Regions from separate parts of the Homo sapiens genome. Here region 1 is linked to region 2. A link is an interaction called in ENCODE POLR2A ChIA-PET data of the cell type or tissue named here. Cell type or tissue: Caco-2. All regions are shown on one strand.

Region 1 (4,000 bases), 130 kb after region 2:
CGTTCTAATTGTACCAAGTTTGAATCAATCACTTTGTAAGTTGAAGTATTCAAAAAGCTTATATAACCAACTACATGCTCACCATTTAAACATTTTTTTACAACATATATTAGAAAATACCCTCCCTCCAATATTTTACAAATAGAACTTATGTTTGCAGTTTCTTTCTAAGGTAATTGTAAAATCTGACTTTGATTATTTCACATATTAAAAATGATATAAAGGCTTATATCATAGATTTAAAGGCTGAGTGGTTTACTCTGTGTTACTCAGCTCAGCACTGCTAAGGCTGCCACTGTCAGGTACGTTGTGCCACCTGATGTGAGGCCGAATGAAGCACATGGCACTGCACTTGCAGTATCCTTCCCTAAAAGAGAAAAACAGTAAATCTAATCAACCAGGAGAATCAAACATCATGGTGAACAGCATCACAGAAATACAGTCAGCCTCATGGTACCCGTATGTCAAAAGATATCACCACTTTTCAGATTACTGGTATACATGACTGAACTGGTTCCAGAAAGTTAAAAATGTATGTACTCACCATAGTGAGCAGAAATTCATCTTACTGCAGAATTGCTTATTAAAATCAATTTTAAGTAATGTGCACTATTTGAATTTGGCAAAATGATATTTGTATTGCATGAATTTGCAAACAATTGAGGTTAAATGTATTTTTTTGCCTATTAGTTATTTTTGTTTTTTTCTTTTTCTTTTTTTTTTTTTTGAGATGGAGTCTCTCACTCTGTCAGCCAGGTTGGAGTGCAGTGGTGGATCTCAGCTCACTGCAACTTCCACCTCCCAGGTTCAAGTGATTCTCCTACCTCAGCCTCCCTAGTAGCTGGGATTACAGGTGCCCACCACCACACTACTCCTGACCTCAGGTGATCTGCCCACCTTGACCTCCCAAAGTGCTGGGATTACAGGCTTGAGCCACCTCACCCAGCACTTTTTAAAAATAATTATCTATTGATATTTTTTCCCCATTGATTTGTTTGGACCTTTAGGGCTTTTTTGTTATATATATGAGATTTTCACTTAGTAAAGATTTTTACACATTTATCATAATTGTTGCAATTTTTTCCAATGTAATTAAATCTACTGCTACTTTCCTTTTCCTTTGAGGTTTTTTTTTTTTTTTTTTTTTTTTTTTTGAGACAAGGGCTCACTCTGTCACCCAGGCTGGAGAGCAGTGGTGCAATCTCAGCTCCCTATGGCCTCAACATCCTGGGCTCAAGTGATCCTCTCACCTCAGCCTCCTGAGTAGCTGAGACTACAGGTGCATGCTACCACACCTGACTAATTAAATATCTTTTTTTTTTTTTTTTTTTTGTAGAGACTGAATTTTGCCATGTTGCCCAGGCTGGTCTCGAACTCCTGGGCTCAAGCTGTTCTCTTGCCTAGGCCTCCCAAAGTGTTTGTACTAAAGGCATGAGCCAGTGCACCCAGCAGAATTTCTAAAATTGCTCTTTAACTTAGGAAATTAATTATTCCCCATTGAGGGAGGGAGATTCTGTTTGGTGAATAGAACCTGATAGATATGCAACTTTATTTTCTCTATTTATGGACTGACATTTACATATTAACTATTTGATCTACCTAGGCGTTTCTGGTATAAGATAGGAAAAGATAATTTAACTTATATTTTCCCCAAATAAAAAATTCTTGGCTTGAACACCATATTGAATAATTCCTACTTTCTTATGGCTATTGGCAAGTGAAGTTATTATGTCATCAATTCCTTCTTTATTGCTGATCTAGGAAGACCAATTCTCTCAAAACTTGAATTACTTTGGTCTAGATGTATTCTGCTAAATTTTGTTATTTTTTTTTAGGTAAAAATGGAAGCTAGCTTTTTCCTCCCTATGTTACTGAGTGACAAATAATGGATCATCATTTGCAGTTTACATTAGTGAATATTTTCCCTGTTTATATTTTGTAAACTGATATCATTTGATTTTCACTAATAGCAATAAATTTTGATTTCAGTTTGCATGCACTCATCTAAAAATTGGAAAGCCAATTTCTTCAATTACTGTAAGTAAAATCCTGACTGATTCTAAATTTAAAATATATTCCTAAAGGGGAAGTACAAAATTAAGAAAAAAAATCAACTCACAAAACAGAGAAAATAATAACAGTCAACAAGTTGATTAGACTAATAGACCACAAAGACATAAAGAGGAGGTGAGTTTTGTCATGGGAGAAAGGGAAGAAGAGGACCTCCCCCGACCCGACCCCCGAGGACAGTGCCAAAATGGGTTGCCCAGACATTCCAGAGAAAATTGCGAAATCCAGCAGGAATCCAGCCAGGCTAGATTCTGGTCTTCTGCTGGAATGTGTCATTTAATATATATAAAACCCGGTGGTGAAACATTGGCTGCCTCTAGATACACTGCTGGGTTTAAATATATTAAATGATGCCAAAGAAAGAATACATGCCAAGTTTCTACGAGCCTTACACAGTCATTCCTGCATGTCAAAATTGGGCAAGTAACTAGGAGGCCAGAGGTGCTAGAACTGAGTAGGAAAATAATCTGAAGACAGCAGAGCCATGCTAGCAATGAAATTATTAATACATTATTAAAACATTCTACTTTTCACAATCTAACACTGTAAATTCCTTCTTCTACAAATTAGTAAACAAATAAGCCAAATTGTTCAAGCTAAGTTGTACAACCTTTTCAAAGGCAATAGTAGAAAATGTTCACAAACTATTCATTGAGGGCCCACAGTGAGCTACATCAGAATGTGTTAAATTAAATATGCACCTTAGTTTACTGTGCTTTAGTAATAAAGATAAAGGATCTGTATTGACATTATGTTTTATGTTTCTTCCCTATGGGGGAGAAAAACCAAACACAAAATTTGTCCTTGAAAGCAGAGAGTAGTGACATGTGTTTCATGATACTGGTATCATTTATCACTAAAAAGTGGAGCCAGGCTGGGAGGAAGGGTTTGGAACAAACTATGCATGCACTGGACACATGAAACAACTGCAGCTGTTATCATCACTAGCCGCATAAAGGACCACTCTGTGACAATGCCTAAGGCCTATATATATGTCGGACCAATAAAGAATGGGCCATACAGATGTGCAATATCAGTACAGAATGTTCAAGTACTTGCTGTGGATCTCTCCCTATCCACTGCAGTTAACTCTCCAGATTATTCCCTGTGTGGGTCATACCTCATCCATGAGCCTCCAGGGATGGAGCACTAACCTCTGAATATTCCTGCTTTTGGTGTAGCTCCCAACAGGCTCTTCTAGGTACTCACTGAATAACTTTCCAGAGGGGCTTCACAGTTTATAGAGGAGCTATTTGGAAAGTCTCACAGGCATTAATTTAATTTGTGCCTCGCGGGGGTCGGGGAAGACAACATTTGGGAAAAACATGGCTACTTTTGCACAAAATAAATTTTTGCATATGGGAGAGATTTTGCCTCTTAAACAATATGTTCTTTTCTCCAAAGTTGCAGCTAAACTTCTAGACGCAAATTTTTCAGATCTTGAATTACACTTGAAAAATGAGGAAGAACAGATAGTGAAAGATAATTTTACGGTTGTGGAAAGTACTGACATCTGAGTCGGAAGAACAGAGTTTAAGGTTCAACTCAGTCAATTTCTAACTGTGTGATCTTGGGCAAATTGTTTGGCATAAACAAAAGATATAAACAAATATATTCTAACAGTGAATGTGAAAGCAAATACATACAACTGTTAGGTTTTCTTATTATCACATCCCCCCTCAGATTTGAGATTAGATCAATACTTTACAAAAAGCTGCCTTAAAATCAGAAAATGAGCCAGGTGCAGTGGTGTACACCTGTAATCCCAGCACTTTAGGAGGCTGAGGTGGAAGGATCGCTTGAGCCCAAGAGTTCAAGGCTAACCTGGGCAACATAATGAGACCCTATCTCTAAAAAAAAAAAAATAAGCTGGGCATGGTGGTGTTCGCCCGTGGTCCTCGATACTTGGGAGACTGAGGTGGGAGGATTG
Region 2 (4,000 bases):
GTGAAACCCGTCTCTACTAAAAATACAAAAAATTAGCTGGGCATGGTGGCAGGTGCCTGTAATCCCAGCTATTTTGGGAGGCTGAGGCAGGAGAATTGCTTGAACCTGGGAGGTATAAGTTGCAGTTAGCCGAGATCACGCCACTGCATTCCAGCCTGGGCGACAGAGCAAGACTGTGTCTCAAAAAAAAAAACCAAAAAAACCAGAAATATTATGTGACACAACTCAACACTCAGCCAGGCCAGGTGGCTCATAACTGTAATCCCAGCACTTCAGGCAGGAGGATTGCCTGAGCTCAGGAGTTTGTGACCAGCCTGGGCAATAAAGGGAGGCCTCATCTCTACTGAAAAAATAAATCAGCCAGGTGTGGTTGTGTGCACTGTAGTCTCACCTATTCAAGAGGCTGAGGTGGGAGGATTGCATAAGCCCCAGAGATCAAGGCTGCAGTGAGCTGTGAAGGCACCACTGTACTCCAACCCGAGTGACAGAGCAAGACCCTGTCTCAAACAAGCAAGCAAAAAACCCCCCAAAAATATATATTAACAATTCAACCTCATTCACATTTAAAACTCTTATCACACTAGGAGTAGAAGGGAACTTCCTCACCCGGATAAAAGGCACCTAAAAAGTAATTACACCTCTCATCATACCTAATGGTGAAAGGTGAATACTTTCTTCTAAGATTGGGAACAAGGGTAAAGATAGCCATTCTCACAACTTCTATTCAGAATTGTACTGGAGGTCCTAGCCTGTGTAATAAATCAAGAAAAAGAAATAAAAGGTAAGTAGATTGAAAAAGAAGAAGGGGAAGTATCTGTCGCCGTGGCTACGGGCCTGGGATTCCCAGCCATGGCTGTTTCCTCTGGGGAGCAGGGTAAAGGCCAGAGAGTACAGCCTCCGTGGTCCGTTCCTACTGAGCCCAGCCAAGCCATGTAAGCTTCACCTTTGCAACAGCCTCACTGGGAGCAAGGACACATTTGTACCTATAGGTGGGAGAAAGGTGACATGGTCCAGGCCGACCATCTAAGGTGCATGTCACACAGGGCACGCCAGGTCCTACATCTCTTTCATTATCTTGAGAAGAGTGTTGAAGGATGACTTCAAATGTGATGTCCTTTATTGCATGAATATTAGGGACATTGGTGATAAGAACTACTTGTTGAGGAGTATAGGGAGAAGAAGTCCCAGGTGGCACAGCTGCTAGGGAATGTTCACACTGCCCTGAAGCCATTTTCAGTAAAATTCAATGAGACCACAGATCCTGATAAAAAGCAGATGCTGTAATGAATTCAGCACACAGTGAAGCTTGCCACAGAACCGCCTGAGAAAGCTGTGTAGTGCAGACTTGCTGGAGAGGAAGTCAACAGCTGTGTGCAAGGATTGTTGGAAGAGGCCAAGGATTTGCTTTCTGAGTTGCTGGATTCCACATTCTGGAGTCAGGTGACTGACAATTTCATTTTCTCCAAACTGCCCAAGTTCTGGGATGGGGAGTTCCACAAATACATGGACACTCTGAACGTCCTCTCTCTGGATGTTTTAACCAGAGTTAGTGCGTATGTGCCAGAAATTGTGAATTTTGGCCGGGCGCGGTGGCTCACGCCTGTAATCCCAGGACTTTGGGAGGCTGAGACGGGCAGATCACGAGGTCAGGAGATTGAGACCATCCTGGCTAACACAGTGAAACCCCGTCTCTACTAAAAATACAAAAAATTAGCCGGGCGTGGTGGTGTGCGCCTGTAGTCTCAGCTACTCGGGAGGCTGAGGCAGGAGAATGGCGTGAACCCAGGACGCGGAGCCTACAGTGAGCTGAGATCGCACCATTGCACTTCAGCCTGGGCAACAAAGCGAGACTCCATCTCAAACAAAAAAAAAAAAAAAAGAAAGAAACTGTGAATTTTTTCCATAAGATTGTGGACAATGGTTGCAGCTATGCTTCCAATGGGTCCACTTTGATATAGCAAAGTTTGCTTCTAGTGAGAAACACTGCTATGGGAAGCTGGTGCCCAAAGCTGTTAGGGATCAGAAAGCTCTTCAGGAAAAGGACAGTTAAAAAAAGAAATGAATGAATAAAAGAACAAAAAAGATAAGCTGTGCACTCTCCTAATCGTATACAATCTGGATTGTGTTTACCCTTCATGGTTATGGTGGAATGTGCTGAATCCACCACTCAGTCACAGGAAAGTGCTTTTTCACCTAAATAAATTTTAGGGGTTGGGCATGGTGGTTCACACCTGTAATCCCAGCACCTTGGGAGGCCAAGGCAGGCAGACCACATGAAGCCAGGAGTTCGAGACCAGCCTGGCCAACATGGCAAAACCCCATCTCTACTAAAAATACAAAAATTAGCTGGGCGTGGTGCCACGTGCCTGTAATCCCAGCTCCTCAGGGGGCTGAGGCCCGAGAATCACTCAAACCCAGGAGGTTGCAGTGAGCTAAGTTTGTACCACTGCACTCTAGACTGGGCAACAGAGCGAGACCCTGTCTTAAAAAGAAAATAAAAGAATTTCTAGGAGTTTTCTATACTAAGACCATGAAATGAGTTTTTTTTTTAATCGATGCATGGTAATTGTACTTATTTTGGGGTGTATACAATATGTAGTAATCAAGTTACAGCGGTTGGATATCCATCACTTCAAATATTTGTCATTTCTTTGTGTTTTGAGTTTTTATTTTTTTTAGAGGCAGGGTCTCATTCAGTCACCCTGGCTGGAGTGCAGTGGTGGGATCTTAGCTCGCTACAGACTCAAACTCCTGGGCACAAGCAATCCTCCCACCTCAACCTTCTGAGTAGCTGGGACTACAGGCTCATGCCACCACGCCTGGCTAATTTTTAAATTTTTTTCTAGAGACAGCGCCTCACTATGTTGCCCAGGCTGGTCTCAAAGTCCTGGCCTCAAGGGATCCCCTTGCCTCAGCCTCCCAAAGTGCTGGGATTATAGGTGTGAGCCACCACACCCAGCCTCTTTAGGCAATTCTGAAGTATGAAACAATTTGTTGATGGCTGTGGTTACCCTTCTCTGTGTTAGAAAAAAAAAGAAAGGAAAAAGGAAAGAAAAAGAAGCAATGCTGTCTTATTTGCAGATAATAGTAAACATAGGAAGAAAATCTAAGTGAATGTATTAAAAAGCTACTAGAGTTACTGAGTTTAGCAAAATTACAGAATACAAGGTCAATATATAGAGATATCATTTGTTCTTCCTCCCCTCCCCTCCCCTCTCCTCCTCTCCCCTCTCCTCCTCTCCCCTCCCCTCTCCTCCTCTCCCCTCTCCTCTCCTCCCCTCCCCTCTCCTCTCCTCCCCTCCCCTCTCCTCCCCTCTTTTTCTTTGTCTTTTTCTTTTTCTTTGAGACACCCCTCCCCTCTTTTTCTTTTTCTTTTTCTTTGAGAAGCCCCTCCCCACTTTTTCTTTATCTTTTTCTTTTTCTTTGAGACAGAGTCTCACTGTCGCCCAGGCTGGAGTGCAATGCCAAGATCTCAGCTCACTGCAACCTCCGACTTTCGGGTTCAAGCAATTCTCCTGCCTCAGCCTCCCCAGTAGCTGGGATTATAGGTGCACACCACCATGCCCAGCTAATTTTTGTATTTTTAGTAGAGATGGGGTTTCACCATGTTGGCCAGGCTAGTCTGGAACCACTGGGCTCAAGTGATCCACCCACCTCGGGCCTCCCAAAGTGCTGAGATTATAGGCGTGTGCCACCACACCCAGCCAGTACTTTTTAAAATGCCGCAAATAATTAGAAAAAGAAATTAAGAATCAATACTGGCCAGGCCCGTTGGCTCACGCCTGTAATCCCAGCACTTTGGGAGGCCGAGGTGGATCGCCTGAGGTCAGGAGTTCGAGACCAGCCATGGTCAACATGGTGAAACTCCGTCTCTACTAAAAATACAAAAAATTAGCCAGACGTGGTGGTGGGCGCCTGTAATCCCAGCTACTTGGGAGGCTGAGGCAGGGGAACCACTTGAACCCGAGAGGCAGAGGTTGCAGTGAGCCGAGATCGCGCC

What was found. ChIA-PET counts read pairs that join two places held together with the same protein. Peaks named below come from ENCODE experiments on the same cell type or tissue, not always from the same donor. Only the 100,000 strongest peaks of a DNase experiment are listed, where the experiment ranks them.
Region 1: POLR2A ChIA-PET joins it to region 2 with 5 read pairs; 4 of 35 experiments call an interaction of 5 or more read pairs at or near these places.

Annotation. Positions count from the first base shown.
Region 1 is chr15:68,882,920-68,886,919 of GRCh38, forward strand. No RefSeq gene overlaps it. Among named protein-coding and RNA genes, the nearest start is that of SPESP1, 46 kb to the right of the region's middle. In Caco-2, no CTCF peak of the experiment used is centred here; a DNase peak (open chromatin) is centred at 2,272.
Region 2 is chr15:68,748,652-68,752,651 of GRCh38, forward strand. It overlaps the pseudogene CARS1P1. Among named protein-coding and RNA genes, the nearest start is that of MIR4312, 51 kb to the right of the region's middle. In Caco-2, no CTCF peak of the experiment used is centred here; no DNase peak of the experiment used is centred here.